Linked DNA regions of Homo sapiens: all the other regions are linked to region 1. Evidence: chromatin loops called from intact Hi-C (ENCODE). Cell type or tissue: PC-3. All regions are shown on one strand.

Region 1 (8,000 bases):
CGTGTCCTATTCGTCTCTCTCGTGAATGTCGCTGAAAAAAAATAAAAGTTTGTTCTAAGCCCGTGGCATTTCCGCGCGCAGATGGAAAGGCAAGTGGGAGAGGAGGGTGCAGGTGCGGGGCGGGCGCGGCGGCCCCTTCAGGCGCCGGGGGCTGGGCTGCCCCCGGCCGGGAGCAGCTCCGCTCCGCGCACGTGGCTGTGGGCGCTGCGGACGGGGGACGGCAGGCGGGGGACGGCAGGCGGGGAGTGGAGGGTGCAGTGCCCGCAGGTGCCGACGGCTTCCTCCCAGAGCCCTTCGCGCCGCGCCTTGCCTGGCTGGTGGCGCGGGGAAACCATGGCAGCATTGCGGCTCCGGCGGGCGGGCTCTGCGCGGGGCCCCACCGAGCTTTCCGGGAGCCTCTCCCGCAGCCGATGGGCATCTAGGGGCGCAGAACGAAGAGTGGGCGCCGAAACGGGTGTAGGCGCTGGAGGCCGACGGGGAGGCCCGGGGCGGTCAGGCTTCTCGGTAGAGAGGGCCGTGCACCTCGCGGCCTGCGGGCTAAGGCGGGGAGCCGCTCCTGCGGCGGCCGGGCGCGCGGACTGGAGGGAGGGAAGCGCCACGGACTGGGGAACCGGGGTGACGGGGAGACGGGGGGGCTGGTGGGGTGAGGTCGGCGGGCAGCAGCCAAGTGTTCTGCAGCTCCGAACCCCGCCACCCTCTGGGCGAACGGAATGGCACCCGCGGAGACGGGCGGGGACGGGCGAAAGCGGGTTTGCTCCGACCCGAAGCTGAGCCCGGGTTGGAGGGCGAGACCGTAGGCGAGAATGGCCGCGCGGGCTGGGAGACCCGGGCCGGTATGGAGTGAGTGGAGCCGCCCGAGGTAGGGTAGTTGGGGATGGTAGTTGTGAAGACAGTCGGAGTCTAGCTCCGGGCAGACGAAACACCGGGGCGCGCCAGGGTCCGTTTCCTCCTTCTCTCTGCTTTCCCACCAGCCCTGTAGATACGGAGCCAGCAGTCGGGCTAGAGCGGAGGCTGAGGGTCGCGGTTCCAAGGGCGGTCTCTCGCCCCGGGTCAGGCCCCACCCCGCGGTGGCGGTCGCGTGGCGCTGTCCTGGAGTTGAGCTGTCCCCGCGCCGCGGCCCGCACGCCCAGGACCGCACACCGCCGCCCGCAGGCAGAGACGCCTGCAACCTCGCCCTCTCGCCCGGCTCCCAGCTCGGGGCTGGGAACCGGAAAGGTGCATTTCCGTGTGGGGTGGGGGCGATTCCCGGCTGTCGGCGGTGGGGCTAGGCCTTGCGGCGGATGAGCCAGACCTTCCCGGCTTTCCAGCCAGCCGGGTTCGGGATTTCCCGACGGTCGGACGGGTGGAGGCGAGGATGGGCCGCTATCCCCCAGCCTCTTCAGGAAGAAGCCGTAGGGCCAAGGAAGGGATGGGTGACGGGGCTCACACCATTCCAGCGCTGCCCTCGAACTCGCGGGCCTCCGTTCCCTTTGCAGTCACTTGGTGTGCGCCCCAGTCCCGGGCAACATTACTGCCCGCGGGCGCCTTGTGTGCATGGCTGCTGCCTGCGGCGCACCGGCCTGAGCCTGGAGGGAGGTGCGGGGCGGGAGAGGCGGCCCTCCCTGGGTCTCCCCTGCCTGTCACATCTGCACTTATTTAAAGCTCGGCTGGTGGTCCGCGCTCTCTGGAATGCCAGTTGCGGGCCTGGCCTCCTACGGCATTTGCACTGATTAGCTAGCGGGTCATGGGGGAGATGAGGGGCTTAGGGGGGCAGACCGGAGGTTCACAGTATTCCGCCTGCCTCTGTCCCGCGTGCTAATCGGAGCCCAGTGATTCCCGCTGCACCAATGGCTGAGTGTGTTAGGGAGCAGAAAACCGAACTTGAAGGATGTTGGATGCGTCTGGGAACCGGCCATTGCCACTTAGTAGTATGTTGTGGGCCGGCGCGCACACATGACCCTAAATCTCTGCAGGCTCTAGCGCTGAAGCGGGCGGAGAAGGGGAACAAGTGCTGTGACCCCAAGTCCTAAAAGTTTGTACGCAGTGTCTGGGATATGCAGTATCCTTGATGCGAAACTCTTAAATGTTTGCTGGTGCAAGTCCATACAAAACGAGGTTGGCCTGCCTCGCTTAAAATACCGTACACAAAGCGTAAAAAAGGCACGGGCAATCCGCATCGAGGACGCCACCCCAAGCGCAAGAGGCCCGGTGCAAATTCATCGCTGAAAAACAAGCTGGGTTCTAATTTACTGTGACTCCCACGGGCGCAGGGGTTGGGAGGAGAAGCAAAGGGGGACATTTTTTTATTTTTGAAGCCTCAAAAAGTTCGATCTGATTTTGCATTTGCCTTTGGACTTGGTATAATTAAGGGTGAAAATAAGGCCCCTCTGTATTTCTATTCCCCTTTGCTTTTCTGCGGAGCTTTTACCTCAGAGGAAAGTTGTTTTAGTAATCTGGGAAAGAGAAACCATGTGCTGAGTCAGCAAAAACGCGGCACCAGGCCAGTTCAGCTCAATTATACTGCTGTGTGTAATGTACACACTCTATATGCCTTTGTGGAAATAATGAAAAATATATTAGAATTCTCATGGCATAGCAATGCCCACGAAGCCTGTTGGCAGTTGAGAGCCAGATTTCCGTGTCTTCTAATACAAGGAAACAGGTTCTGAACATGTCTTCTAACAAGCCTTAGATCCAAGGCCACTTAATGTGAGAGGACAAGAAAAATGCAGTTCTCAAAACAACACAAAATATTTTACTTTTTTTTCAAATGGTCGTGTTACAGAATGCTTAAATACTCCTTTCTGCTTGTGTTCTTCTGACAAGTGTTCAAGGTGGCTCCAACAGATGGAATCTTAATTTTTATTTTGCATCATTAAATGCATTTCTCAAAACTGATTCTTGAAAAGGTCTGAAAAGTCTCCTTGCAAGTCCCGTTAGAACCTTGACCATGCATTCTCATTTGTGTGGAAGGAATAAATGTTTTCAGAGTCACTTGGAATGAAACTCTCTTAAACTACTAAGCAATTATTTTTCGGAATAATTGCTTTTAACTGTCCAAGTGTTACCTGAATTTGCAGTATGTGAACATTTCAGCTGTTAAGCAACAGTCTAAATTGTGCTTTTTAATGACACACATTCAGTATTTCTGGGGATATTTCTTCATAGTTATTTTAATTCTAAGAGTTTAGTTGCAGAAAGTGACTTTTGAAAAACAAAAATAGCATATTACATAAAGAACTAACCAGAAGTTTGCCTCAGTTTCATTTGTCTTTTCTACCTCAAAATGTGAAATTAGTACATCTTTTATGCTTTTACTATTTAAAGTCTTAAAAATATATAGTTGTGTTTCAGTATAATGCAGAAATATCTGGATGTGAAAAATTCAGTCTGTCACCCAACTTCCAGATGTTTGGTACTACGCAGACAAAACATCAGAATGAATGACCAAATTTTTTTCTCTACAATCCAGATGGCTTAGTGCCTCTTGCTTCTATAAGGAAGCATATTTTCCTTTCTCTAAACATCACATCCTACTGTAGCCCACATAAGGCATGATTTACACTCCTTCAGCTACAAAATGTTAGGCCATTTGGAGTGCAGCAAAGCAATCAGTTAATGAAACTATATGTTTTGGTGAATGTAGTCCAAGTCCAAGTGTTAGTGTGTACTTAGGAGGGAGTGGTGGTGGTGGAGTCAGAAATGGGAAGGTAGGAGAGTGAGCGCCTTGTTCAATGGGAGAATAACTTGGCTAAAAGGACACAGCCTTCCAAAAATCCATCTGTGCCATCCATAATCGTAATAGGTGAAGTGGAACATTTAGCAGCTTCAACAGGGCTGCCTTTTGCCTGAGATGCAGCTGGACTGTGAAATGTCCATCGTGTACTGTGAAGCTTTCTTTCCCTACTGTTCCTTCTTGGAGCATTATAAAATGGAACAGATGAATGTAATGTAACATTATAACATTAGGACTCATGAACATTATACAGGTGGAAAAATTCTCTGTTTTAAAAGTAAAAAGGCAAGTAAGTGATTTAAATATTCATATTGTTATATGGTGAATATTTAAGTCACTCAAAAATGTAGTGATGATGAATGGATTTCTCTTCCTATGACATGTCACCGCATTTTACAGTTGTTGAACTTGGGGCTGAAGACAGCAACATTTTTTCCTTCCCCAAAGTCAAAGAGATTTAAGATCATGAACAGAGAGCCAGAGTTTCTCTGCTTAAACATGTTGAGAAAGAAGGAATAGATATAAAGAGACTTCCACTAGAATCAGCAGATGAAATCAAACCCAGAATGAATTCCATTCTATTTATTAACCTCACACTCCCTGGATTATAGAACAGTGTTTAGATAATGAATGGCAATGAATGTTAAAACATCATAAAACCTGACCACTTAACAATCGCTGCAAGAAAAACATACCATTTTAAATAGACCTTCTTACAACTCAGAATCTGGGCCTTGGATAATAAGACAGGATTTTATACTGGCCCAAGGTCAATTTTAAAGAATAGTTTATGGGAATCTAGTAGAACCTTGGGGTACATATACTGAGTAAAGAGACTCAAAAGTCAAGTGGGAATCTTTAACACCATATAAAACAGAATCACAGTTACTTTTCTTGATTGGATGTTTTCACGACTTTTTTGGTAATTCATTTATTAGAATAATAAACTGACAGAGCTGGAATGGACTTAGAGCTCATCCAGGTCTCTGTCTTTATAGATGAGGAAATGGAACCAAAATGAAAGGACCTATCTAAGGCCACACAGTCATTACAAGAAGGGTCAGAACTAGAATCACAGAGTTCTAATTGTGAGTCACAGAGTCCAGCCCTGTCTCCAGGACAGCTTGCCTTTGAATCACTATGACGTGGCTCAGCGTTACAGATTTCCTAGTGGTGTCCAAGAAACTGACACCCATCACTGCAGGCTGGAAATGGCTCAACATCATTCATTTGTATTACACATCTAAGAGCTATAAAACAAACCCAGTGTGAAGGCAAAGTTTCCCCATTTGTCTCCAGAATAAGACAGACTATTGCAAAAACAGAGCTAATAAAACTCTGTCAACTTCAACAACTTGGTTAGAGGTCCTGATAACAAGTGACAGCCTTAGCTTTTTACAGACAACTTATAGTGCCTTGGAAGCATGTCATGTGCAGAATCCGCTACAGTGTCTTTGAAAATAGCACAGTCAAACATTCAAAATTTAAGTGACGTTAATGGGGAAGAGAGGAGGAGGTGGTGGTTATAGCCATGTCTACACTACTCTTTACAGAAGACATAGATGTCAGTGGTCCTTCACTCGTCTCAGAAAACAACTCACGACTACAGCAGCTTGCATGATGAAATGGAAGGTTAGGATGCAAGGGGAAGGTGGAGGGTGGAAGATGGGGTTGGTGGGTCATATTAGATAGCAATATGAAGCATACTGTTCCCCAGTTTTGAGGAACTGGGGATCTCACTAGTTCTCATGGTGTGAGCCAAGGAAATAGACTCTTATGTGATGTTATCAAAGCTTTTCTGTTTAATGTTTTATTCAACATCAAATGAGAACATAGAAGCATTGCTTCTAGGAAGGGAAGACAACCCCTGACTCCTACACGAGTATTCTGCTCCAGGAATTGCAAGGAAGTTTAAGGATTAGGAGAGATGGGGGTAGAAGGAATGGGTGAAGTCAGGACTCAGTATGGTTGGCCCTCTATATCTGTGGGTTCCGTATCTGTGGATTCAACCAACCTCGGATGGAAACTATTCAGAAAAAAAAAAAAAGGATGGTTTCATCTGTACTGAACGCATCATAGGCTTTTCTTTCTTGTCATTATTCTCTAAGAAATACAGTATAACAACTATTTACAAAGCATTTACATTGTATTAGGTATTATAAGTAATCTAGAGATGACAAAGTACACTACATAAGAGGATATGCATAGGTTATATGCAAATACCATATAATTTTATATAAGGGACTTGAACATCTGTGGATTTTGGTATTCTTGGGAGGTTCTGGAACCCATCCCCAGTGGATACCAAGGGACTGTGTATTTGGAGTTATGAGAAAAGAATGGTCATGTTTTGATTATCTTGTAGAGAAAGGAGTTCTTGGTAAGGCCTTCCCTCCAAGCTAATTCAAAGTTAGTGCTCCCTGAGAAGCAGGATCTGGCCAGAATTTGAGAGAGCGGGATGCTGGGAGAAGAGGTCTATATTTTTAAAAAATGCTTAGGGGAGCAACTAAACCAGCAAAAGTTAAACCAAATAAAACCATCATGCCCACTTACCTCTTTAATTTACTCTCCCAAACAGATCATCATTTGAGCTATTCCACTGAAGTCAAGCATGAAATCTATTTAGCTGGATAGCTACCCATTTCCTGTGACCTGCAAAAGAGATGCCCTATTCTTTCAGGATCCTTGGAATGCCACATGCCCAGGCCCACTGGAAAACTGGGAAGGAAAACTGGAGCCACATGCCTGGGCCCACTGAGATTCATCACCCTTCCCCTACAACCCTGTGTCAAGGAAACACAAAGATAGAGTGGATTTCAGCACCACCCAATGCAGACGCATGGCTGCTAGTTTATCAGCATAGGTCAATGAATGGTTTTAAGTTGCTATGGGTTTAAGAGGATCTCTTAGTTGATGGGAATTTTTGAATCTTTTTTTTGCGTGGGACCCTTTGGCAGTTTTGTAAAATGTACAGACTATTTCTCAGAATGTTTCTAAACGTGTAAGTTATATTGAAATTGGCCAGGCACGGTGGTTCATGCCTGTAATCCCAGCATTTTGGGAGACCGAGGTGGGCGGATCACTTGAGGTCAGGAGTTTGAGACCAACCTGGCCAACATGGTGAAACCCCGTCTCTACTAAAAAAAATACAAAAGTTAGCCAGGCGTGGTGGTGTGTGCCTGTAATCCCAGCTACTTGGGAGGCTGAGGCAAGGAGAATCGCATAAACCTGGGATGTGGAGGTTGCAGTGAGCCAAGATTGTGCCATTGCACTCCAGCCTGGGTGACAAAGCGAGACTCTGTCTCAGAAAAAAAAACAAAAACAAAAATATATATATATAGAAATAAAATTATCAAGATTTTTTTAAGAAATAAGTTTGTGATATATTTCTTTGTTAGCACATCAAATGCAAGATCTAGTGGTGAGTCTAATAATTTCTGTGATATTGAAACAATGATAAGCGTTAATGATAAATTCAAAATATCCTCAACAACTATAATGTGATATGAAGGTATCTGTGATTTCTATTGGTGAGAAAGTCACAGGTATTGCTAATGCATCTGTAGCTTGTTGTCTACATTCATAATGAAAAGAAATGCTAATTTTTAAATAATGATTGGTAGAAATGAAAATGTAAGTTTTTCATCCAAGTTTATGGACTTCTGCTTTTCCTTGATTGCATTTGCAAATCTCCTTACTTCCTCTTGAAGAACCCCTTAGAGGGAGGAAGAGGGGGCAGTTCTAATAGTACCTTAGAGATATGAAATGAGATGGTCACAGCCATATGAGTAGATTTTGATTGGATTACACTGGGCCCAAGTTTGGAGTGTCAACATTAAACCTGTGATATAAGATCTTGTTCCTAAGATGAAAAGTAACTTTATATTGTAATCCTGTAGAGTTGAGATCTTGAGAAGCATTCCCTTGATAAGAGGACACTGGAGGAAGTGTCAAAATCACCTTCAAAGTAGGAGAGTGGTAACCAGAGCCAGGAAGGACTTGATAAGGATGAGTGAATCACCTCTGCTTGGTGAATGAGCCCAGGGTGGAGCTCAGCCTCCATCCAGGGAGCTTCAGTCTCCATCCAGGGAGTCTTTGTCAAGCAAACAGAGCAAATCCCCAGAGAGGAGGGGATCTGCAGTAAGGGTGGGAGAGGCACATGCAGATCAGGCAGAACAGCCTGTAGCCTGGCAGCAGAGAGCAGAGAGAGAGCCCAAGCAGGAGTGTCTTCCTGAAGAGTAGACAACGATTGATCATTTAAACTTCATTCAAATTAAGAACTTTC
Region 2 (8,000 bases), 180 kb after region 1:
GTTGCACATGGTGGCTCTTCCATATTTTAAGCCTGCTGTTCATCCTCCATGCCTACTCGGTGAGTCTTCTCTTTGTATTTCTAATCTGACACTGATTTGAAGCTCTAAACTACCCTAGTCATTTTGGTCCTTTCTCTTTTCTAACAATTTACTTTTCAGAGAAGGAAAAGTTCATATTCTGCATTTCCTCTGAGATACTTCTGAACTTCCCCTCCATGGGTTAGCACAGCATAGGAAAATTCAGTAAAGGGATGGTTTATCTCCTCCTCATCTCCCAAATGTTCCATCTGTCTGGATGACAGCAGGGATGGGGACCTGGAACTAGACACATCAGCTGGGATATAGCTGCTTCTGAGGGGATGTCAAGTGTAACAGCAGAATGTGACATGAGTTCGTTAATGGGCATGAATTAGCAGATGTGACAGGGGTTAATGGGCATGAGCTAGTCTGACAATGAAGGTCTCAAGGAGGGTCTCCCCATAGATCCAAAGATCGGACATCCAGGAACAAGCAATTCCCCAAGAATCAAGGAGACAGTGGCACCAGGAAAGCTGCACAGCAAGTGGCCATGCCTCAGGCCCAGGGTCCTCTTCTTAAGGAAACTGGTATTCTGGGAAGGCCAACAGTAACAAGGATGCAGGCACAGAAAATTGAGCCCCAGATCTGGGTCTGGATGAGGGACTTTTCTTGGCCAGTTTGCATACCAGTTCTGATTAGTTGGCAGTGAGTCCTGGGGCCTAAGGCTGAACAAGATTCTGGTTCTACCTGCTCTTGCAACCTCATCTCTGCCCTTTTTGCTCCTGGAAGACTGGGCTCCTCATGGTTTCCACCACACACTTTGTATATTCTCCACTCTATTCCTTGGCTCTCCTCTGCCTTCTTTTCTCCCACTCCTCATCTCAACATCTGGAATGGAAAGCCCTCCTCACTCTTCTTAGCTTCTTTACGTCTGGCCTTTTCTTCTTGACTCAACTGGTTGGATGCCCCCAACACTTGATTCACCTAAGACTCTAGGAATCTAAGACAAGATTCTAAGACTGATTCCAGAAAAAGACTTTAATGATTGATTGCAAATGTCATCCCAGGCATAGGAGGGAAGAGTAATGGCTTAAATGGCTTGACTATTTCCAAACCAGCAACAAGGTTTGCCTGTAGAACTGGGGCCAGGGTCAGAATGGGAAGAGAATCAAATGGTACCTGAAGTTATTGAGTCCTGATGCGGGACCAGAGTTGCATCAATTCCTCCTGCCGGAGGACAGGACTCATCTGCATAGAAGTGTATACCAGAAATTTAAACTATGAGATGTTGGGGAAAGTGCCTAAAATCCCAATGCTCTCTTCTTCAACTCACCAGTACTTCATTGAAATAGAAGCTGACCTCCTTCAGAACTCGTCAGATTCAATGGATGCAAAGATAATGGGCTTGTCCTTTTTTTCTTGGGATATACTTCTATATGGGGCAGATGGCAACATACTGAACTTGTAGGGGTTATGGGGGGAGAGACTGCCAAAGCTGGACGATCAGGCAGAACTCAACAACCACAGTCTTCAGGCCAAAATGAGCTTCTGGCCATTTATAATTCCTCCAAATTGTAGTGATGCTTGACGTTCCTCAGTTTAAGTGGCAAATTTATGCAATCGGGAAGCATTCTGCAGAAGCAATTGTTGCAGTGAACAAAAAGAGAATTCCAGCTGTTTCAGGTCAATAAAACAAAACAGAACAAAAAACTTACAAAAACCAGGGGACAGGGAAGGGAGATGAAATGAGGATGGAAATGGTAATAAAGAGATTCACTTCCATAATAAGTAACTGGCAAAATATTTGAAATGTATTTATGTATATTTAAAAGCTTCATACCACTACTTGGAAGGTTATCCTGCATGGGAAACCTGTGATAGAAACTGATCGCGTTTTCTCTGAATGACTTTATTGTAAAAAAAAATGTACATTCTTAATGAGGCAAGGGAAGGCGGGAGGATGGACCACAGCAAGAAGGAAGGCAGAGCATCCTGAGGAGTTTGGAGTAGGATTTTATGCAAATCTAATCAGTTAACAAATCAAATCACAATTATTTAACCCATTATCACTGGTCCAGAGTAATGCCAGGCATATTATTCTTATCAACCCCTCACCCTGTCAAGCCCAGGAAAAAATACGTGTGTTTACTTTTATTATTATGCATCCTGTGATGAGCGCCACAGTTGCTAAGTGCATGCAGCACCTTTAACTAAAGAAACTAATTGCAAGCCACTTTCAATATCTCTTGTTTTTTAATTTAATGTCCTCAGAGAGATATAATTGGGCTGGAGGGAAGAATTTTCACTGAAGTCATGAATTTGCTATATAAATACAAACAAGAAAGAAAGCTAATACAGTAAGGGAATATGGGATTAATTTTGAAATTGTCTGATTAGTGGATTGCTGCCCATCAATAATTGCCTTATATTTTCCCAAGGCCCTCTCTTTATTGGAGTCTGGCACCGCATCTGCCCACAGTCTGTCAATCAGCCTGTGCAGCTGGGAGGGTCTGGGGAGACCACAATTGGAAGCCTGCTGGGGCACCTTGTTAGACAAAGCAATATATCCCAGACGTGAAAACACTCCCATCTCAACTCAGCTGCTAACATCTTTACACTCAATCCTCCTGCCTTGGAGCAGGACCTCAATGTGACTAAGTCTGATTTTTAAAAAGGAAAAGAAAAAGTCACAACTGCCTGTTTACATGTATTTTACAGGCCTGGGCTCTACTGGAATTGGAGGTCAGAAACACCTTCCCCCTTGCAGTCGCTAAGTTGCCTAGTAACATCCTTGAGAAGAGCTCTGCAACAGCTGGAATTTTTAAAGCAACATCGGCGTCATGGGGGACACCTAAACACGCTTCAGACATTTAAAAATTAAGAAATATGATCAGAAGGGCTATGAGCAAGTGTGCAGATGGTGGGTTTCTAGCTTAATCAATGCCTAAGATCTGGAATGTTCCTTAAGCTCCAAGAACATTTCCCATCTATCCTCCCCAGGCCTGGTGCTCCCAGGTCCTTAAAGACATGATCACAGAGAAGATAGGAGGGTCTGTTGACTGAACTCACCATAAACATCTTTTCAAACCACATGCACACACACACACACACACACACACACACACACACACACACACACACAAAGCTGCAGCCCTGCTAATGATATGTTTATGCCATGCCCATTTCCAGAAATATTTATTTCTCTCTACCTTGCCAGCAATCAGTCAAAATACACAAAAATGGATTTGCATGTAAAGATGCTTCATTTAGAAGACCAAAAATATGATAATAGAACAAAGATGGCCCAGAGCATGCTTTTTTGTTTTGTTTTCTTATCTTCTACTGTTTTCCTTTTCTGTTTGGTAAGCTGAGCATTTGTTTTAAATTGGGATTTTGTCCTTGTGAGGTAGGAAATAAAATGATCTGGAGCCAAGGTACCTAAACATGAGTTTATTAGTGTCAACCAAAAAGTGACTGAGGCAGATGTCAATTGATTTAGAGGCTGATTTGGCCAAGGTTGAGGATGCACCCAGGAAAGAGACACATGGGTCCCAGTAGGATCTGTGTCCTGCGCTTTTTCCAAAGAGGGTTTTGAGGACTTTGATATTTAAAGAGGAGAGGGAGAAGGAAGTGGAGGAGGAAAGGAAAAAAAGGCGAGAGGGCAGGCAATGAGGCAAGTGGTCACATTCTTGTGAGGCTCTGATTGGCACTCAGTAAAGCTACATTTTACATGTGAGAAGAACGGAGTGGTGGGGAAGTCAAGCATGCATTCCTATCTTGCTCAGTAGATCTACATTCTACATGAGATAAAGTAAACATATAAAACTACAGCTGTTTGGGAACAGAAGGAAGGTAGCTTTTTGCATGACTCAGTTCCCAAGCTTAACTTTCCCTTTGATATAGTGAGTTTGGGATCCTGAGATTTTATTTTCCTTTCACATTAGTCATTGAAAGGCAATTTCCTTTCCTCATCACAGGGGCAGAGGTCTAAAGGACAGAGCTAGCTGCAATCCAGGCCTGCGTGGTAAGAAAGCCAGCCCCTGGAACACTGAATGGCTCACATCCATGTTCACCACAGAAACCTTAGGAATCATCCATTCCTTCCTTCTACTTTCCATTTGGTTTTCAGCCTTGAAGTTGGTCACACCTTCCTCCAGTGTGTCTTCCTCCTGTGTGACTAACGAGAGCAGGTGCTGGTGCTTGGAGCACTAAAATCACCCCTGGTTGGCCAGGTGCGGTGGCTCACGCCTGTAATCCCAACACTTTGGGAGGCCAAGGCAGGTGGATCACGAGGTCAGGAGATCGGGACCGTCCTGGCTAACACGGTAAAACCCCATCTCTACTAAAAACACAAAAAATTAACCCAGCGTGGTGGTGGGCGCCTGTAGTCCCAGCTACTTGGGAGGCTGAGGCAGGAGAATCACTTGAACCCAGGAGGCGAAGGTTGCAGTGAGCCAAGATTGCGCCACTGCACTCCAGCCTGGGCGATAGAGTGAGAGTCCATCTCAAAAATAAATAAATAAATAAAATCACCCCAGGTGGACAGCTCAGTGCCCCGGGGTACACACTTACTGTGGCCTTGCCAATTAGCAGGCCTGGGGCCAGTCTGACATTGTACATCTCCTGTTGGGAGAGAACATGAATATTTAAATCAGAGTTGTTGTGAAGCTTAAGAGATAGAAGGCAGGTGGAAACACATTTTCAGCTCTAGTCTAGAGCGTTCTGTCAAAGTAAGGTGATTTTTTTTATTACTAATTCTTTTCATGACTGGTCATAAGAGTGTTATCAAGGCAGCCGCCTTGGCTGTTTGCTTTGCTTTGGGTGAGTGGGCAGCCACCAGCTTAGGTCACAGGTCCATGGGACTTGTACTTACAATAATGAACTTCCCAGGTGCTGGGCTTGTGGCCCCAGGATGAAGGAGTCTTCCCTGCCTCTGTTTCTCTTTTCAAATATGCTGCCCTTCTAAGGCCTGTCAGACATTGGGCCACTTCTCACTCTGGCTTAAAGGAAATCACAATTTCTTTTCCTTACGAGTTCAAACCTCCAGAAGAGCAAAGCAGCGGCAGGCAAAGTCCTTCTCTCCAGGTACCAAGTTGGCTTTTGGGACCTCTGTAGTGTGTACCTGCTATCCCTGCAAGATGTCCTCAACTTTTTCACAGGCTGATCCCAACACCCTGAGGGGGGCTGAATCTTCTACTTTTTCACATTCTTTCCTCACTTGCAATGCTTCTCTTTTTTCTCTGGGGCCCAAGCCTGCCCTTCTTTAAAGCCACCCCTGACCTCATGGCTTCCAACTGCATCTCCCTCCACTTTCTCCAACCACACTAGCCCTTACTCATCTCCTCCTCCCTGAATCTTGCAGCATTCATGGTTGGTAAAGGTCACTGGACAATGATGACCCTCTATGGTCTTGTTCCTTTCACATTTGTTGAAAATTCTCTATGTGCTAAGCACTGTGCCAGGGCAGATCCAAGCAAGAATATATAAAGTTATACTGTTCCTCATTTTATGCTAGCAATTTTCAATTGCCTGGCCTGATTCTAAGCTCCTAGAGGGCAGGAACCATGTCTTATACTGTATTTTGCAAGGTTCATAGTATCTGTCAATAAATATAGAGTGAATGACTCAGCGACAACCAGTGTTTGGAGAGATCCAAGGAGTGAGCTTAAACCACAGAGAAAATGATCTTGAAAATCAAAATGTTGGTTCCCCAGTCAGGACAGCAACGTCCCTTGCCTCCTAGATGGCCCGCCCCATATTACCAAACACATGGCATTGGGGAAAATCAAAGTGTCACAAAATAGTCATGTCTCCTGTCACAAAATAATCAACTCTGTGGTTCAGGTATAACATGGAAACAGTACTAGGACTGGAGCCATCAGTGTGTTCATTCTAGGTCCAGACACAGGCTCCGTGCTTGTGAAGAGAACCCAGGGCTTCTGACTAGAGCACAAGAAGGCCACCAGGACCTGGGCCAGGGACTAGATCCGTGAGATCTCCAAAGTCCCCATGGGCAGAAGCCTTAAGCCACCAAGATGTAAAACTTGATCCTGGATGGGGGGCTAGGAAACCAAGTGGAGATTCCCACAAAACCATGAGACCAGGAAGGGTGAGCTCAGGTGAGGTCTTCACTTCCAGGTTTGTAAGTGTTGGAGAGCCCTATGGCTGTCCTTGGACCTATCCTCTTCTCCACCTCCCTGAGTAACTCTGTCCAGTCCCATGGCCCTCATCTGATCAACGATGATGCCTATATTTACAGCTCCAGACCCAGACTCTTCCTGAGCTCCAGATACTTGGATATCGGATAAGTATCCCAAAGTCAACACGTCCAAAACACATCTCATGATTCCTATCCCAAACCAGCTCCCTCTCCACATTTCCCTTTCTCAGGAAATAGCATTGCTGTTCAGCCACTCTGGCCAAAATCCTAGGAGTCATTTTTGAGTACTCACTTTTCTCTCACACCCCATATGCAATCCTTCAGCAAGTTCCGTTGGCTCCATACTCAAAAGATACGCTGAATTTGATGGCTTCTCATGACCTTGACCACTACGGCAGTGTATGAAGCCAGCCAACCCCACCTGCCTGGGCTACTGCTGCCGTTTCGTGCGTCTTCTTGCTTCCTCCTTTCTCCTCACTAGTCTGTTCTCCACACAGCAGTCATAGTGATGTTTGAAAACCATAAATCAAACCATGTCACTCCACTACTCAAAATCCTCTCGTGGCTTTACTGTATGCCTAGAATAAGATCCCAAACTCCTCCTGTGGACTACAATGCCCCGCCCAGTGTGGCCTCATTTCCTGCCATGCCTTCCTTGCATACTGTGCTCTGGTCACTTTGACCTTCTTGCTTTTCCTTGAGCCCTGTTTCTTGCCTCTGGACCTTTCTACCTCCTCAGTGTTCTTCTCCTGGGTCTTTGTATAGTTCCAACCTCATTTCACTCTCGTGTCCACCGAAATACCTTCCAAAGAGGATCTAGCCCATCTACTCTCCCTTCCCCATGTCCTCATCACTCTTCACCCCCTTTCCTTGTTCATTTTTCTTCATTGTCACTAACTGAAACTATCTATTTTGCTGTCGTTGTTGACATCTTTCCCATATCAGACCCATGAGGGTAGATATTTTGTCTTTTTTGTTATTTGTTATATCCTTAGGGCTTGAATCGTGTTTGGTACATAAGAGGCACTCAAGGAATATTTGCTGAGTAAATTAGTGAATGGATAAATAACCTCTAAACTTAATGCCATATTACTATACTTATGATCACGTACGTAGTAACTCTCATGGAGTAATTTTTAAAACTAAAAGCCCTAGATTTGTAGGAAGGCCTTTCTTTGTGGGGGAAAAATGGTCCCCAAAAGAAACCAAAACAGTAGAGTTGCTAACAGGACAGTGCAGATGATAAAGAGAATGACTAGTTGCCTTCATAAAGCAAAACTCAGGTTTTGCAAGGTTGAGAAAGTGTGGCTGGGCCTTTCCTCCTCCGCCTCATTCTTGTCTCAAAGTTCCCCTACCCCTGCCCCAAGACCTCTGAACTATTAACACTTGCACCCTAGCTCCAATTTCTTACAGCAGAACTGAGACCACACTGGATCATTTCAACAAGACTTCACCAACTCAGGGAAACTGAAAGAAATGCTTGGTATACAGTGAGCCGGGTGCTGTGAGAGGGCACAGGGGAGGAGGAGGAGGAAAGAGCTCTGGCAATGTCCTTCCCTGAGGGCCAGGCTCACTGGCATTGCAGGATGGCCACTTTGGAGAAGACAATGTAAGGTTTGGGAGGTAGAAGGAGGACTTCAAAATGGAGATGGGAAGGTGCTTATACTTCTAATTGTTTATGTCCATCTTCCTCACCACTCATGAGAGATGAAAACTTGAATCCCAGTTTTTACAAGAAAACACCGTGCTTGGAGGCAGGAGTGGCAACAGGTCTGAGTGCCGCAAAGCTGGTGCTTTTTAATCACCTTGGATCCCCATTCCA
Region 3 (8,000 bases), 100 kb after region 1:
TCATTGACTTGAAGCCTTTCTCCAGCCACTTCTACCAGAAGTCACCGAGCTTTAGCCACCTCCTCCCTGCAGAAGCACAGGATTCCCCAAAATGCACAACTCAAGATAATGCCCCCAAAGTACATGGCACCACTTGGCCAAGGATGTGATGCTGGGAAGATCTTTAAAATATTTAACAATTGGTATGACGTGGGCACCAACCCATAAGAACAGCATTCTCACCAAAGGCATCTTCATGTTGGGTCCCTTCTGCCTTTTCATTTTAACCTTCAGTGATGTCCTCCCATGCAGAGCAGGCAGTCACTCTTACGCCTATCTGCTGAGAATTTTCTCTGTCGGCAGCATCAGCCTCTCTGTCCCAAATCCCTCCTCGTATCTAACACACTTCCCCCAGTGCCTAAGCTTTCTCCTTCAAAGGCCACCAAAGCATGTGACCCAGGCATCCCTCATTCCAACCTCCCGTTGTCACTCGAGCTTTTTCCTTGAAGTGCCTGCTCCTTTCCTTTGCTGGCCACATCTCCCCATCCTGAGCTCTGCCTTTGACTTCCTGACTCCAGTAATACTTCCCATGTTGTTGGCATCTCTTCCAGGACACTGTAGTCTGGATTTGGCACTTGATGTTATGAAACTCAGCCCCTGACTAGACAGTGCCCTGTGGTGTTCTTTTGACTGCTTCATCCATCAGTTCTGCCACCCCACCGAGGCTGTGCACGCCTGAGGGCAGGGAGCAAGCTTCAGGTTCTTCTTGTAATCCCCATTGTGTCCCAGGCAGGACTGGGCACTCTGCAGGTGTTCAATGACCATGAAGCAACCAAGTTGACTCGTGCCTGGATACGATTCCTGGTATAGACACTGATACTCACCTCCATCTTGGGGCTTCGGTTTCCTCATCTGTAAAATTAAAGGTTGTACTGTGGTCCTCAACCCTAGCATCACATTAGAATCACCTGGAAACTTAGAAGCAGTCTCACTAGCCAGGGCCTATTCCAGGGATTCTTTTTGACAAGTGTTGGGTAGGACTGGACATCAGTTTTTGTCCTTTTTTTAAGTACTGCAGGTGATTCCAATGCACAGCCAAGACTGAGCACACCTGAATTAAATCATCAAACAGTCCCATGCAACTCTGTGATTCCATGAGCTGAACTGAATGGGATGGTGTTCCAAGTGAGCTCATTTGTAACAGAGGGTTTGGTTTCAAGGTCATCCTGATGCACAGGTTGGGGAGAGGCCACAGGTGGGGGCTGTGGCAATAGCCACTGTCAGAGCTCAAGCCTTGTCATCATCTGTGCCTGTGACAGGTCCTCCCCTGGGTGCTGCTCTTAGGCGATGCATATTTCCAAAGGACTCCCAGATGCTGAATGAAAGGGTTAAGGACTCCCCAAAACCCACCTCCCCCCAACATATTATGTGCTCTTTAAAATGTCAGGAAAAGTTCAGAATTGCTGTTGGCAGGTCGTGCCAAAATTCTTGCCTGAACATATTGGATTATAAAATATGTGGATATGACAAGCCTATCTGACAGATCAGTTTACCTTATACTAAGATGATGTTTAAAAGAAAGACATGGTTTTTTTCCCTGTTGTGGTTTAAGGGTTTTGTGGTTGTTTTGTGTGTTTCCTCAGTGTTTTCTTTCTTTTCTCCTTCTTAAAATATTGTCCTGACTTTGAGTTTTGACATCAATTAAAAACTCAGCTAATGAAAAAGCTAAACCCTTGGGAACACATTAAAGACCACTTAGGAAAGTTGATTCCGGCTCCTTTTTCAAAGCCAAATCTTAGACACCAAACTAAGTTCAATTACAGACGTTCATTATTCCTTGGGTATAAAAGTCTTTTTATAACCCTCCCTCATTGTAGGGCTGCATAAATGGAGCATATTCATATTTTCCCTCTCTCTCTTTCTCTTTCTTCCCTTTCCTTCTCTCTCTCCCTCCCTCCCTCTCTCTCTCACTTGTTGAAACAAGCACAGTAATTGCATTACCAGATTTCTAGGATTAACTTTTGGTTCAAGGAAAAGTGCTGAGTTTGAGCGTGTATCTGTAATTAGAGGTGGTAGGGTAATTAGCTGCACACAGCTAGACGGTCTGCAAGGGGCCTAGAAGACAGGTCTATTTGTTCTGTTTCATCACATGATTTAATCAAACAGTGAGTGCCTTGCTCACAGGCCTCACAAAACAAATATTTGCTGATTGATTGGTTCATCAAACAACTGGTCAATTCAGTTAAACCAGCTCTTTGCTGTCCAGTAAGCCAAGGAAAGAAAAATAATTGACCTAAGTCTTTCACTTTCCAAATGGCTGCTTTGCTGCCTTACAGAAACAACTGCAGAACAGCACATGGTGGAGGTGTTGAAATCCACTCCTTTCTTTCCCTTTAATGGCTTTCCAAAATAAATAGCATTAAAAATCAATAGGCTACAAAATGAAGCCCAAAATGAAAATCTACAAAAGATATTCATCACTTTGTCTACATGAAGGCCTGCTCTCAAGCAGCCTGCCTCCTTGGGTTCAAGGTATGTCACATCACTGAGAGATGTTTAAGTCAGTGTATCCCAGGAGCAGAGCTATGTTATCCTAGGGAGGCACCCTCTCCACCACCAGCTCTCCAGAAGCAAATGCGAAGATGCAGTCAAATCTCTGGGTATTTTGATGTGGACCTGATCACATCTAGATGCAAAGGAGACATGAAGGCCAGATGCTGGTGTCCTGCCAGCTTCCCAGAGAAACCTTTGCTTTCTGTGCCACCTGTTCATTAGCAGGCTGCAAAAAACTGGCTGGAAGCCCCACTCTGCCCATTGGTAGAAATCCCCAGTGGGGAGTGCCTATGAGCAAGGCATTCACTTTATTTTCCATTCTGGAGCCGCTGTTCAGAGGATATTTGTCTCTGTTGGGCCCAGAAGAAAGAAGTTCGCCCCATAGTAAGGCAGGGTTCCAGCTGTGCACAGAAATGCCTGCCCGGAGGCTCTCTGCTGAGGCTGAAGAATGGCAGGGAGGCAGCTTTCCATGAAAAGCAATTTAAAGTGACATGATGTTAAAGGCCGGCAGTCCAAAAAAAAAGGCAAACATCCCATCACCTGTGAGTGATCCCCTGAGCCCGGGGAACATTTTTTAAAAATCTGTCTCACAATCACCCAGTGTTTAACTTGAAGTCCATTTGTTAATTTAGTAAACACAGACATGATATTGACAATATGCCTCTAATCCAGGCAGGAAGGAAGTATCCGGTGTCAGGCAACTCCAGGCCCTCTCTAGTGCCCCTCACCTGAAGGGCTGCATGAGGCGAGACAGCTCAGACAGCAGGTGGAAGGGCAATGGGGTCAGGGGTTCCTTAACCCTCTGAGGGCCAGGACACTCTCTCTTGGGAGTCGGGGAGGAATCTGTAAAGATCCTCTCTTCCCATCACCCTTAGCAGTACAAAGTGGTTTACAATTTACAAAACACCCTTCATATTTTCTGACTAAAGCTTTCAGGCCTGTCCTATGAGACAAGTTGTGATAGTTAATTTCTTACGTCAATTTGGCTGTGCTATAGTGCCCAGATATTTGGTCAAACATCATTCTATATGTTTCTGTGAAAGTATTTTTTAGATGAGATTAACATTTAAATCAAGTTAAACGGGCTTTGAGGAAAGCAGATTACACTCCATAATGTGGGTGGGCTTCATCTAAACAGCTGAAGGCCTTAACAGAACAAAGAGTTGCCTCCCAGAGCAAGAAGCAATGCTGCCGGCAACCTGCCTTTGGACTCAGCCCATGACTTGCCCCTGAGTCTTCAGCCTCATGGTCTACCCTGCAGATTTTGGACTTGAACCTCTACAATCATGTGAGCCAATTATTTAAATCTTTTTCTCTGTCTTCCCTCTCTTGCTCTCTGTCTACTATCTCTCTCTCTCTCACACACACACACACACACACACACAAACACACCCCTTGTTGGTTCTGTTTCTCTGGAGAACTCTGAATAATACACTGAAAGTGTTTTCAGTCCTGTTTTATGACGAGGAAATGGGCTTAGTGAGACTAGGAACTAACATTGGGCTACTGTGGTATAAACTGGTCACTCAGAATCAGTGCACTGGGGCAGGTTCACACACGATGACTTCATCATTCAGAAATGTAAAAGTCCAGGGCTGGTAAAGAACCCAAGAGGACAGGGCTGTGGCCCCTGATGTCAGACAAATATATGTCTTGATCATGTCACTTCTGTTCTTGAAGATTTCTGGGGCTTGTGCCCCCACCTCCTACCCCCTTCACCCATTGCTTCTTTCCACGCTGCTGATTAAATCTACCTTCTTTCTTAATTTAACCCCATTTTTTTTGGTGGTGTCATCCACACAAGGAAACATGCCTGATTGTAAAGTTTCTGGCAGGAGGCTTCTCCTTTAAATGACAATTTTAAATAGCATATACACAATGCTCAGAGCACAGGAGATACACTGCATGAGCAGTCATGTTAGTGGCATCCTACGAATGTAACCTGGGCTTTGTAAACCATAAGGCATTCAACATTCAACAAAGGTAAGGAGTCAACATTATTGTTCTAGGTTGCAGGACTGAGTGAGGTTGAGAGAACACACAATTCTTAGGTATGAGAAGCAGCTCATAAAATCTTCAAGTCCAAGGTTGAGGCTACTCCATGCTGAAATTTTGTTTAAGTAAGATGGTATGAGACAAAAGACCCTGAACTTAAGTAAGTAAATTCTGAACCCCTGGTTCAATCACCTTTCTTTTCCAAACCCTCTCACTTCTTTATGGTAAAATAAATAGGGTCCCCTTCTTTATTAAGGAGAATTGTTTTGATTGCAAGAAACAGAAACCAACTCAAGCCAACTTCAACATGCAAGTGCAGTTCTCACAGAACCCAAGGGCCAGAACAGCTGAGCCTAAGGCAGGCTCTGGAATCAGAAAATGGAAGGCCATGGGGGAACCCAGGAGACTCTTTTTCTTCCCCCTCCAATGACTTCTTTCTTGTCTCTCTGTAAACTCAGTCCACAAAGTAGAAAGAAGCCTACTCACTGGTCCTAAATTTGTATTTTTCCTTTGTTCAAAAGTTTAGTCAAGAATGGAATCTTGGCTGGACGCAGGGGCTCATGCCTCTAATCCTAGCACTCTGGGAGGTTAAGGTGGGAGGATCACTTGAGTCCAGGAGTTTGAGACCAGCCTGGGCAACATCACACCAGGCTAATTTTTAAATTTATTGTAGAGATAGGGGTCTCTACAAAAAAATTAAAAATTAGCCTGGTGTGATGGCACATTTCTGTTGTCCCAGCTACTAGGGAGGCTGAGGTGGGAGGATCACTCAAGCCTGGGAGGTAGAGGTAAGTGTTATCAGTCCTGTTTTATGGATGAGGACACTTTTTTAAAAAGAGAAAAAAGAGGAGGAGGAAGAGGAGGAGGAGGAGAACACGAAATATAATCTCTTGTTCCTTATTCCAGATTTTAGGCTAAGAAATTCTGATGGCCAACGTTTAAGCTAGATGTCCACTCCTCGTCCAGTTAGCTGGTGGGGGATGGTATCAGTTCCACCACCATGGCTGGCAGACGCCTATTCTCATGACTCATGGCTGTAGAATGTGGACCATGGCCCCCAAATTGGCAACCATACCAGCATTTCTCAGACCTGTCTCTGCATCAGAATCATCTGGAAAACTTGGGGAAAAAAATACAGATTCCCTAAGCCTATCTGGCACAGAGACCTTGGACTAGTGGCTGCAAGCAGTCTTGTCTACTTTTCCTAGAACATTCCAGGAATAGAAGAGAATAATCAGTACATTTAGCAGTACTGATTAGTACAGTCCTCCCTACTCTTCCATCCCTACTTCCTCTTACCCCATCCAAATGATTCTATGCAACTGTTTGAAGACCTGTTTTGGGGAACCACTGTAAAATATCATCAGACAATGCAGAATAAGAGATGCAGAATAATAAGCTAATGACCTTGTACACACTTTTCACTGTGTATCAAGAGCTTTCCCACTTACCAAGTTCTTCCTGCCCAGCTGGGCATTGTGCTAGGCTGTTTAATACGTATCACCTCATTGCATCCTCACAACCCCATAAGGTACATGCTTTTCATTTTCATTTGACAGACAAAGAAAACAAAGCTCAGAGACGTTAAGTGACTTGCGCAAGCCTTCTTAGTAAGCGACAAAACCACTTACTTATATATCTGTCTCCTTTGGTTGACCCTTTAGTGCCATGAGGTCATGGGTCAGAGGTGCCTGCTTTTGCCCATCCCAGGATCCCCAACACTAAGCGTGATGCCTGACATAGGAGAGGTGCTCAATAATGTCTGTGGGTGAATGTCAAGTAAATGAATGGCAGCCTGATGGTCTTTAGGCTGAGCCACTCCGCGTATCCCAGGGAGAGAGCTTCCCAACCAGCTGGCTGTGACACCTTCCCAAGTCCTGTGGGCTTCTCGGCGGACTGAGCTCCATATCCTTTCAGCGGCTGGGGCAGCCAGAGCCCTCAGACCTGGAACGTCCTCTGGCTGTTAGCACCTCATCTACTTTCCCTAGAATGTCAAACTATTATGTTCTGCGTGTGTTATGTTTTGTGAAAGTGGGAAGTATAGCACAATCTCATTTAAAGAGTAAAGATTCGTCCTGCTCATCAAAGATTTGTAAGGTGGGCTGTACCCCCAACACAGCTCTTTTTGGTTATCCAAAAGCCATTCTGAGATCTTCAGAAAATTGTTCTGCATTCCCCATGACGGGAGAGTAACTGAATGACAGTCCTTCTGAGCCAGCAGCCACCTCCCTTGCAGCTAGAGCACCCCAAGGCTTCCTTCACCTGGTCCAGACTTAAACTCAGACCCTAGTGGCAGGGTGCGGACAGGGACAGAGATGTTGACCGAGGCCAAGGTTGACAGTATCTGGCATTCCTCATATGAAACCCAGAATCTCTAAGGCCGATGCCAGGACGCCAAAATGCCTTTCCTGCCAGGGGATTATGTTCATTTGCACAGGATCTGAGATAGAAATTCCAAAGAGATGATACTGGAAACCAAAGGCCTATATCATATTAATAATACAGACAGGAAGGCTCCCCCAGCAGCTGGTAGCAAACATCTATTAAATAAAGAAAGGGACCTGGCCCCAGCCCAAAGCCCAGCAATCCAGCCAGGTCATTTCAGATTACAAATAGAAACAATTAAACCATATTATAGACCTTGTCTCTTGTTGGCTATTAGGTTTCTGCACTTACATGCTAATTTCTGAGTCAAGGAATCAGAGATCTCCCCAGATTAGGTATCTACCACCGCTCAGCAGGCTACAAAAGTCAAGCTGTATTTGCACTTCACTTGGATCCTCTGTGTCCACGACGGCTGCAGAGAGAGCTGGAAGCCAAAGTCAGCTGAGAGCTGCGTTACAAGGCATCAGCTCTGCCTTCAGAGGGCTTGGACCAGAGGCCTGGCTTGGCCACTCACCAGCTGAGTGACTGTGGGAGAGGCAGAACCCACATTTGAACACTTCTAACTTCAGTCTGCGCAAGCACCCGAGCCCTCACCTTCTCAAAACCCCAATTCTAGTTCCTACCACTTCTTCAGCCGGAGAGCAGCTAGCTGGCTAAGCTGATGTCAAGAGTGGACAATGACATCTTTAAATAGTATGGGTTCAAATGTAGATGAATAAAACTTCAGCCTTCTTATCTATGAAACGAAAATATAATAACCCCTGCCTGGATTCTGGACTATCTGGGTTCATATTCTTGCTCAGGTCACTAGTTGTATAACTTTAATTACTTAAATTCTTGTGGTCTCAATTTCCTCATCCATAAAATGGGAACTGCCTTCTAGAAAAAGGTAATGAGATTGTTGTATTTCTTCTTCTGCAAACCTCTAATTCTTGTCCTTTGTCCATTTTTCTTTTGGGACATACCTTTTATTGATTTTTAAAGCTCTTTCTATGTGATAAACTTTAACCTTCATAGATGCCATATTTTTTTCTTAGTTTGTCATTTGTTTATGGTATATAAAATGCTTAGCATGGTGACTAACACAT

The links. Peaks named below come from ENCODE experiments on the same cell type or tissue, not always from the same donor. Only the 100,000 strongest peaks of a DNase experiment are listed, where the experiment ranks them.
Region 2: it touches region 1 in a loop (4-fold over the local background); 3 of 110 quality-filtered maps call a loop at or near these places.
Region 3: it touches region 1 in a loop (4-fold over the local background); 7 of 110 quality-filtered maps call a loop at or near these places.

Annotation. Positions count from the first base shown.
Region 1 is chr2:45,168,847-45,176,846 of GRCh38, forward strand. It overlaps LINC01121 (long intergenic non-protein coding RNA 1121), which reads right to left. Exons shown (of 6, transcript NR_033831.1): 5 at 6,269-6,367; 6 at 5,495-5,741. Among named protein-coding and RNA genes, the nearest start is that of LINC01121, 82 kb to the right of the region's middle. RefSeq lists enhancers at 246-746, 1,612-2,241. In PC-3, a CTCF peak has its summit at 128; a DNase peak (open chromatin) is centred at 4,865; H3K4me3 peaks cover 3,984 bases; H3K27ac peaks cover 7,390 bases.
Region 2 is chr2:45,350,158-45,358,157 of GRCh38, forward strand. No RefSeq gene overlaps it. Among named protein-coding and RNA genes, the nearest start is that of LINC01121, 99 kb to the left of the region's middle. In PC-3, no CTCF peak of the experiment used is centred here; a DNase peak (open chromatin) is centred at 3,934; H3K27ac peaks cover 3,448 bases.
Region 3 is chr2:45,271,534-45,279,533 of GRCh38, forward strand. No RefSeq gene overlaps it. Among named protein-coding and RNA genes, the nearest start is that of LINC01121, 21 kb to the left of the region's middle. In PC-3, no CTCF peak of the experiment used is centred here; DNase peaks (open chromatin) are centred at 4,078, 4,498, 5,578, 7,018 and 1 weaker place; H3K27ac peaks cover 6,691 bases.